2 separate regions of the Homo sapiens genome follow, and region 2 is linked to region 1. Evidence: read pairs that join two places in POLR2A ChIA-PET (ENCODE). Cell type or tissue: K562. All regions are shown on one strand. Links, peaks and the distances in the headings refer to the core of each region. The heading gives the core; the rest is flanking DNA. Region 1 holds the start of KHDC1L (KH domain containing 1 like). Region 2 has its middle 200 kb from the start of KCNQ5.

Region 1 (4,396 bases), core at 287-4,286:
CACCCACCTTGGCCTCACAAAGTGCTGGAATTACTGGCATGAGCCACCACGCCCAGCCATTCTTATGCCTAGTATTGTAGAATGTGCTTGACTCCTTTACAGGATTTTGTTTGTTTTGTTTTGTTGTTTGAGACAGGGTCTCCCTGTCACCCAGGCTGGAGTGCAGTGGCGCGAGCTCCACTCACTGCAACCTCCGCCTCCCCTGCTCAAGCGATCCTCCCACCCCAAACCCCTCTCCCAGCAGCTGGGATGACAGTTGCCCACCACAAAACCTGGCTAATTTTTTTATATTTTTGGGAGAAACAGGGTTTCACCAAGTTGTCCAGGCTGGTCTCAAACTCCTGAGCCCCCCTTGGCCTCCCAAAGTGCTGGAATTACAAGCATGAGCCACAGTGCCCAGCCACTACAATTTGATTTCTTTCAACATTTTCTCTACTTGTTTTTCCACTCTGAATATGACCTTTCTAACTTATGTGTTTTTTGTTGTCTTTTTTTTTTTTTTTTTTTGAGACATAGCTTTACTCTTGTTACCCCAGCAGGAGTACAATGGCATGATCTCGGCTCAACGCAACCTCCGCCACCCGGGTTCAAGGGATTCTCCTGCCTCAGCCTCCTGAGTAGCTGGGATTACAGGCATATGCGCCACCATGCCCGGCTACTTTTGTGTGTTTAGTAGAGATTGGGTTTCTCCATGTTGGTCAGTCTGGTCTCAAATTCCCAACCTCAGGTGATCCGCCCACCTCAGCCTCCCAAACTCGTGGGATTACAGGTGTGAGCCACTGCGCCTGGCCGACCTTTCTAACTTATATTTGGTAACTGGCCTTGTAAAAGCCATGTAATTAGCAAATCTTGCTGGCTTCAAAATAGGTCCCAAATTCAACCATTTCCTAACACATCTACCATTCCACTCTGGTCCAAGTCACCATCGTCACTCTCCTAGAGTACTGCAATTGCCTCATTATAGATACGAAATGCTGGAGAAAATGCAAATTTGAAGAGGAAGAGTTCAACTGAGGACAGGTTTAGCTTGCGATAATCTTGGCTACAGAAACATGTAGATTCCGCAATCGGAGAAAGTTCTTCAATGGAGATCCAGGAAGCCTTCCTAGTCAATTTAATTCATGGCTTGAGGGACTTCAGAATCCTTTGCTCCCTGAAAACCACCCCCTCCACGCTCACCCCCACCCACAAACTTGGGCAATCAGGGACAAGGCTGGCTACCTCATATTCACCAGATTCCCTGGCTGCCTACTTCACCAGGCAGTTGGGGTGGGAACACTTTCCATCTCTATCTGGAGCCTTCCTCCCACCTTTCCATTCTCCCCATTTGTCTGCACTTCAAGGTCCAGGAAAACCCTGGGGCTCCTAGGAGGGTCCCTTTTCAGAAGCCCCCATTTTCACTCAACTCAGAGCAGCCTAACCAGGCTCCAGGCCTGAGAGGAGGAGTTCCTGAAAGCACCGACTTTTGTGCCTGGCTCCTTCCCTGGGCTGGGCCTCCCCAGACCTCAGCACTTGCCCAGAGAATCCCCTTCAGGGCTGAATAATTTCATCCTAAGAGGACAGCACATCGAAGGCTTTGCATCATAGGTAGCTTATTTTATTGGATTGCTTTGCCAATAACACTTCTAACACTCAGGAGACTTCCCTCAGACACATGCCTAGAAGGCCTGAGAGGGGCAGGTCTGGCCACAAATTCAAACTTTCTTCAGTGTTTTTCATGTCTTTCTCACCAAAAGCGAAGCCAAGACTTCTCCTCTCATCCCCTCTTCCCAGGGGAGATCAGTCTCCGGTGTACGGTGGCAGGCTAACGGAGGTGACCAGGTCATCATTGGTCAGGGGCTGGCTTCGGACACGCTCTAGCATCTTCAGACCTGCAAAAGAATTGCCTGGAGCTGAAGAACCAGAGTCCCATTACTGGGGCCCTTAGTAGGCCCAGACTCCACCAGGAAGGTTCCAGAGAGGATGTCACCCCAGCCCAGGTCTTCCAAGGTAACCCATTTACTCCTCCCTGCTACCCTCTCCTCCCTGAGCAATCGCATGCCACAAAAATGAGCCCTTCCCTTCCCAATGGACTCTGGGAAGCACCTGGATTCCCCAGCCACACAAGGGATTCTTCACGAATCCAAGATGCCACACAACACAGCCAGAACTCCACCATCAAGCCCTCCACCTCCACAGTTCGGCCAAGGATACCTACCTCGAGCGTGACACTTGGAGTCCTGGCTCCCCACGCAATGGAACATGAGCAGCAGCCACTGCTTTGCCATTGGTGGTCCGACTACAGTCACACGTGTCTGGCCTGTAGCTGTGAAACACCTCTCCAGCTGAATAAGGGTGTGGCTGTGCAGCTCAATGCAGCGAAGGTACGTGTCATCAAGTCCTGTAAGCACAAGAAGTGAGAAGAGAAACTGTCAGCCACCAGTCCTTGGGGAGTGAGGAGGTGGCCTTGAGGGTAGGGATGTGTGACTCATGAAGGTGGGAGGAGAGGGGAAGATTGAAAATCGAGAAGGGGATGAAGGAGGCCGGCCTAGCGCAGTGACTCATGCCTGTAATCCCAGCAATTTGGGAGGCCGAGGCAGGTAGATCAGTTGAGGTCAGGAGTTCCACACACGCCTGGCTAACATGGTGAAACCCCGTCTCTACTAAAAATACAAAAAATTAGCCGGGCGTGGTGGCAGGCGCCTGTAGTCCCAGCTCCTCGGGAGGCTGCGGCAGGAGAATGGCGTGAACCCGGGAGGCGGAGCTTGCAGTGAGCCGAGATCGCGCCACTGCACTCCAGCCTGGGCGACAGAGATTCCATATCAAAAAAAAAAAAAAAAAAAAAAACACGAGGCCGGGCGCAGTGGCTCACACTTGTATTCCCAGCAGTTTGGGAGGCCGAGGCCGGCAGATCAGGAGGTGAGGAAATCGAGACCATCCTGGCTAACACGGTGAAACCCCATCTCTACTAAAAATACAAAAAAAATTAGCCGGGCGTGATGGCGGGCGCCTGTAGTCCCAGCTGTTCTGGAGGCTGAGGTGAGAGAATGGCGTGAACCCGGGAGGCAGAGCTTGCAGTGAGCCGAGATCGCGCCACTGCACTCCAGCCTGGGCGGCAGAGCAAGACTCCGTCTCGAGTCTCAAAAAAAAAAAAAAAAAAAGTACAAAAACTAGTTAGGCGTGGTGGCAGGCGCCTGTAATCCCAGGTACTCTGCAGGCTGAAGCAGGAGAATCACTTGAACCCAAAAGGCAGACGTTGCAGTGAGCCAAGATCACGAGCGAGAATCTGTCTCAAAAAAATAAAAATAAAAAACAGATGAAGGAGGGGACGTGGGCAAAGGCCACTCACCGAAGATGAGCTCCTCCTGGTCCTCTTCCATGTGGAACACCATTGGAGAATGAAAGTTTTCGGGCAGGGTCCACCACGGCTCCTTGCTGAGAGCACTCGTTCCCACGGCCATGCTGTGCTCCCACCTGATTCAGAATAGGGGAAAGTCTAACAAACTGGTTGGCAAAAGACTTGGAAAAGCGAGGAAGGGCCTAGGCTCTGTCCTTAAAAAGGGTTGTCCTTAATAAGGGTTGTTGGAATCCAAACAACCCGCCCCTTGATCCACCTTAGGGTGGATGTCCAATCCCCGGAGGTCTTCCCAAGATAATTCATTCCAAGTAATTATCTGCTCTGAGCTTAATTCTTTCAAGTCAAACTTAATCATCTGATAAGTGCTTGGCTTTCTGATGTCCTGGAATCAGAAATTTTTCTTCACTCTAAATTCAAAGAATTTTGGAGCAGGGGGTTGAGGGTATGGAGGTGCAGGAAGGCTCCAAATGGGCTCCCTAGATTTGCACAGGTGTCGGCAGCCACCCAGTGACCACACAGTGTATTCCAACACGACTTGGTTTATTTGGTGTGTTGCGTCAAGGGAGAGCAAACAATAGAGGAAAATAAACTTGATAGGATAGTGTCATAGGGAGCCCATTGTAGGAGTTGACTAGGGCAGTCCAAGGCGTGTTTAAGGAGTAGGAGCCAGTTCTCTAAAATGGTGCAATTTGATGATTATTCTGGTAAATTTATCTAGGAAGTTGAGAGACTAATGTGGTCTTCACTGCAGAATGTTATCTCTCTCTGGTTTCAAATATAGTTACAGAATAGACTTTCTATATCTTGTTGCATGACAATCACTGAGCAAACTTGACTGCTTAAAATATTCTTCGGCCGGGTGCAGTGGCTCATGCCTGTAATCCCAGCACTTTGGGAGGCTGAGGTGGGCGGATCAGGAGGGCAGGAGTTCAAGACCAGCCTGACCAACATGCTGAAACCCTGTCTCTACTAAAAATACAAATACATTAGCCGGAGTGTGGTGGTGCACACCTGTAATTCCAGTTACTCAGGAGGCTGCAGCAGGAGAATCGCTTGAAG
Region 2 (4,396 bases), core at 188-4,187, 800 kb before region 1:
CAACTACTAAGTGAATGCTCCATTGTGGCAGGTTATAAACAGTGTGACATGCTGAAGCCAGTTTATAAGAGCTGTTGGTGTACGTCTCTTCCTGTGAGGCTTACATAGAACATTTATAGTTATATCAGGTTATTTTTATGGTTATAACAGATTATTTTAAGCTAATAACAATTATGATCACATACAAAACCTTTACATTTTTGCTCCCCCTGCATATTTTATGTTTTTATGTCGTAATTCACATCTTTTTATATTGTTCCCCTAACAAATTATTGTGGTTATGATTACTTTTAATAGCTTTGTCTTTTGACTTTTATGTTAGAAATATGTGACTTACACACTACCGTTACAGTATTAGAGCATTCTGATTTTGACCATATATTTACCTTTACCATTGGGTTTTTAAATTTCATATGTCTTCATGTTGTTAATTAGCATGCTTTCATTCCAACATGAAGAACCTTTATCATTTCTTGTAAGGTATGTCCAGTGGTAATGACCTCCCCAACATTTGTCTGCCTGGGCATGTCTTTAGCTCTTCATTTCTGAGTACAGCTTTGCCAGGCATAGTCTTGTTGGTTGGCATTACTTTTTTTCTGCCCTTTGAACATATCATCCCTACTCTCTCCTGGCTAGCAAGGTTTCTGTTGAAAAATTTCTGATAGGCTTATAAGGGTTTCCTTACATGTGACAAGTCTCTTGTCTATTGCTGTTTTCAAGAGTCTCTCTTTGTCTTTGACTTGTGACTAATTGATTATAATGTGCCTTGGAGTATTCCTTCTTTGTATTGATCTTGCTTGGGCTTCCTTAATCTTTCATTAATCTTGTGTTGATCTTTTAGGCTTCGTTAATCTGAATATCCATATCCCTCCCAACTCACATTAATAGCATGAAATCACCCATGGTGTGATTACTTACACCACAGAAACTGGCAAATGTTATAAATCAGGGATTTTTATTCCAAAAAATAGTTGTTAAAAACTTACCAGCACATCATGAGTTAAGGTAGAATGAGAAAAAAATAAGTAAACAAAACAAATGAAACTCTGAAAATTTTATCTAAATACGGCGAAAAGGTATAATTTGTAAAGAGGAATGACTTGATTCTCATTTCTCTTTGCGTAGCTCTCACTTATCTCCTTGCTCTTCCCATATATAAGAACAAACTTATGCACTGCAGTTTATCATCATAATTCCAGGTTTGATGCATTATATGAGGCAATATAGCATCTGATTTAAGAGCTTGGGCTCTGGATACAGAATTCTGGCTCTGCCACTTTCTAATTATTTTACCATGAGTAATTTCATCAAGCTTGAAAATCTCAGTTTTCTTATCAGAAAATGTGCATAAGAATAGCTCTTATTTTGTGGAGTTATCATGAGAAAGAAATAAAATAATTCCTGGCATATGGTGGGCACCCATCAAATATTTGTTATGTAAATGTATGAATGCCTGTAAAAGCATTTTGTCAATGTCTGGCATAAACCAAGTGCTTAATACATGTTAAATAACATAAAATTAATTTTGATAGCCTAGAATTACCATCAGTATTAGTTTATTTACTTCTTTAAACCTTTCCACATATATACCAGTCTCTCAAAGTGGTATAAGTCAGGATCTGTTTTTTGAAAATGTAACTAGTTACTCTCAGATGAAATAATACACATTTGTTTCTTCTCAAACAAAAGTCCATTCACTGCTCAAACAAGCTGGAGGAGAAGAAACTAGCTTGAGGATGGCAGACAAAAGTCGGTGTATCCACATGTGACAGCTTGCAGATTGTGGGCATGCTATGACATATTCCCAAATAATATTCATCAGCCATTTCTTCCAGGTCTACTGCTTTATATATATTGACCATATCATTTCTGAATATGCTCATTGTAACATCCATTTATATGTTTGAATTTTTAAATTTATCTGAATAATATAACTACTTTAGCCCTTACGATGTTCGGTTATCTTAGAGATTTAAAAAATAAATATAAAAAAAAGATTTAACTAAAGAATATAGCTCAGCTTAACATTGCATTATTTTTTGTTTAAGTATCTGTATATTTCTTTGAGTGCCTTTCTTATCTGGTATTAGGGGTAGATTTATGCCTCTCTGTTAAACTCATTGGAGAGATTAATGGTAGCAATAACAGTTACAGGAAATAGAGACAATAACAGCTATTTGCTTCGGCCAAAAAAAAGGAAAAATAGAAACATATTGCAAATTTAATGCACTGGTAGTCAGCTGTCGGAAGAAGCTATGCTTTCATATACCAGTGAGTACCTAGCAGCTTATAAATCATATTTAGGGACAGGCAGAACTTTCATAAGGAAAAGTAACCAGAATTAATGGAAGTCCACACAGAATTCTTTTCTGCTGATTCTCCACCACTACTTCCACTTACCATTTCTCCTTAATTCCCTGAAAATTCGTATGAATTCAAGTGTTGACAAATGAATTGCATGAGCAATTAACAGCCCATTCTGCAGGGAGATTTCAATTAGTAAGTCCAGGTCATCTCCTCAGTATGTTCTTCCCTCCCCTTTAGCAAGCCTGTGGGAAACTGTGACTTAAGTAATAAGAATGTGCTGAACATATGCTCAGAATTTTCTTGGAGTGGACACTACAAAAGTATGAAACATGATGCCTGCTCCCCAAAGTTCACAACCTACATAGAGAATAAAGATGTAGACACATGCCACAGTACTAAGCAATGTTGCGTTGTATATCCTTAAGAGCTAGTTACACACAATTCACCAATTAGTGAAGTAATCCAGATGGAAGCGAAATTGAGAGGCTAGTCCATCACAGTTGAGACAGGACTGAATTGGACTGTGGGGAAAAGCTAGTATTTCGATATTCCAGGGAAATTGAGGACTTAGGAATTGGGATGGAGGCAAAAGTGCCTGCCGATGGGAAGGCCAGCAGGGCTTCTGGAAGGCACTAAGGACAAGTTATTGGATCTAAATCTAGTCCTGATGAGGGTGAGCATATTCTGCAGAATAGTCCGTGTCTTCGTGGAGTTCATGTTTCATTTCCTCAGTAGGTACCTGATCTCTGTTGCTATTGAAATCACAGAGTATTGGCTTTTCTTATGACTTCCACGCACTTCCTACAATCTGGTTATAATGCATTTAAATCATTTTAACTTCTACTAGGTACAGGTTTCCAACAGACAAAGAATTAGCTAGAAATCTGATCCAGTAAACTTGCTATATTAAAATGCACCAATATTTTTCTTTTTTTTATTATTACACTTTAAGTTCTAGGGTACATGTGCACAACATGAAGGCTTATTACATATGTATACATGTGCCATGTTGGTGTACTGCACCCATTAACTAGTCATTTACATTAGGTATATCTCCTAATGCTAACCCTCCCCTCTCCCCTCACCCCACAACAGGCCCTTGTGTGTGATGTTCCCCTTCCTGTGTCCAAGCGTTCTCATTGTTCAGTTCCCACCTATGAGTGAGAACATGCGGTGTTTGGTTTTCTGTCCTTACAATAGTTTGCTGAGAATGATAGTTTCTGGCTTCATCCATGTCCCTACAAAGGACATGAACTCATCATTTTTTATGGCTGCATAATATTCCATGGTGTATATGTGCCACATTTTCTTAATCCAGTCTATCATTGATGGACATTTGGGTTGGTTCCAAGTCTTTGCTATTGTGAATAGTGCCGCAATGAACATACATGTGCGTGTGTCTTTATAGCAGCATGATTTATAATCCTTTGGGTATATACCTAGTAATGGGATGGCTGGGTCAAATGGTATTTCTAGTTCTAGATCCTTGAGGAATCACCACACTGTCTTACACAATGGTTGAACTAGTTTATAGTCCCACCAACAGTGTAAAACTGTTCCTATTTCTCCACATCCTCTCCAGCACCTGTTGTTTCCTTACTTTTTTTGTTTTGTTTTGTTTTTATTATACTTTAAGTTTTAGGGTACATGTGCACAATATGCAGGTTTGCTACATATGTATACATGTGCCATGTTGGTGTGCTGCACCCATTAACTCGTCATTTAACATTAGGTATATCTCCTAATGTTATCCCTCCCCGCTCCCCCCGACCCCACAACAGGCCCCAGTGTGTGATGTTCCCCTTCCTGTGTCCATGTGTTCTCATTGTTCAATTCCAACCTACGAGTGAGAACATGTGGTGTTTGGATTTTTGTCCTTGCAATAGTTTACTGAGAATGATGGTTTCCAGCTTCATCCATGTCCCTACAAAGGACATGAACTCATCATTTTTTATGGCTGCATAGCATTCCATGGTGTGTATGTACCACATTTTCTTAATCCAGTCTATCATTGTTGGACATTTGGGTTGGTTCCAAGTCTTTGCTATTGTGAATAGTGCCACAATAAACATACGTGTGCATGTGTCTT

Evidence for each region. Peaks named below come from ENCODE experiments on the same cell type or tissue, not always from the same donor. Only the 100,000 strongest peaks of a DNase experiment are listed, where the experiment ranks them.
Region 2: POLR2A ChIA-PET joins it to region 1 with 5 read pairs; 2 of 35 experiments call an interaction of 5 or more read pairs at or near these places.

Annotation. Positions count from the first base shown.
Region 1 is chr6:73,221,969-73,226,364 of GRCh38, forward strand. It overlaps KHDC1L (KH domain containing 1 like), which reads right to left and starts at 3,528. Exons shown (of 3, transcript NM_001126063.3): 1 at 3,329-3,528; 2 at 2,198-2,380; 3 at 1,576-1,871. The coding sequence starts at 3,440. The coding sequence ends at 1,780. It overlaps LOC122539213 (KHDC1-KHDC1L), which reads right to left. Exons shown (of 7, transcript NR_173146.1): 5 at 3,329-3,453; 6 at 2,198-2,380; 7 at 1,576-1,871. RefSeq lists enhancers at 1,884-3,083, 2,318-2,612. In K562, for the core only: no CTCF peak of the experiment used is centred there; a DNase peak (open chromatin) is centred at 2,453.
Region 2 is chr6:72,422,944-72,427,339 of GRCh38, forward strand. No RefSeq gene overlaps it. Among named protein-coding and RNA genes, the nearest start is that of KCNQ5, 200 kb to the right of the region's middle. In K562, for the core only: no CTCF peak of the experiment used is centred there; no DNase peak of the experiment used is centred there.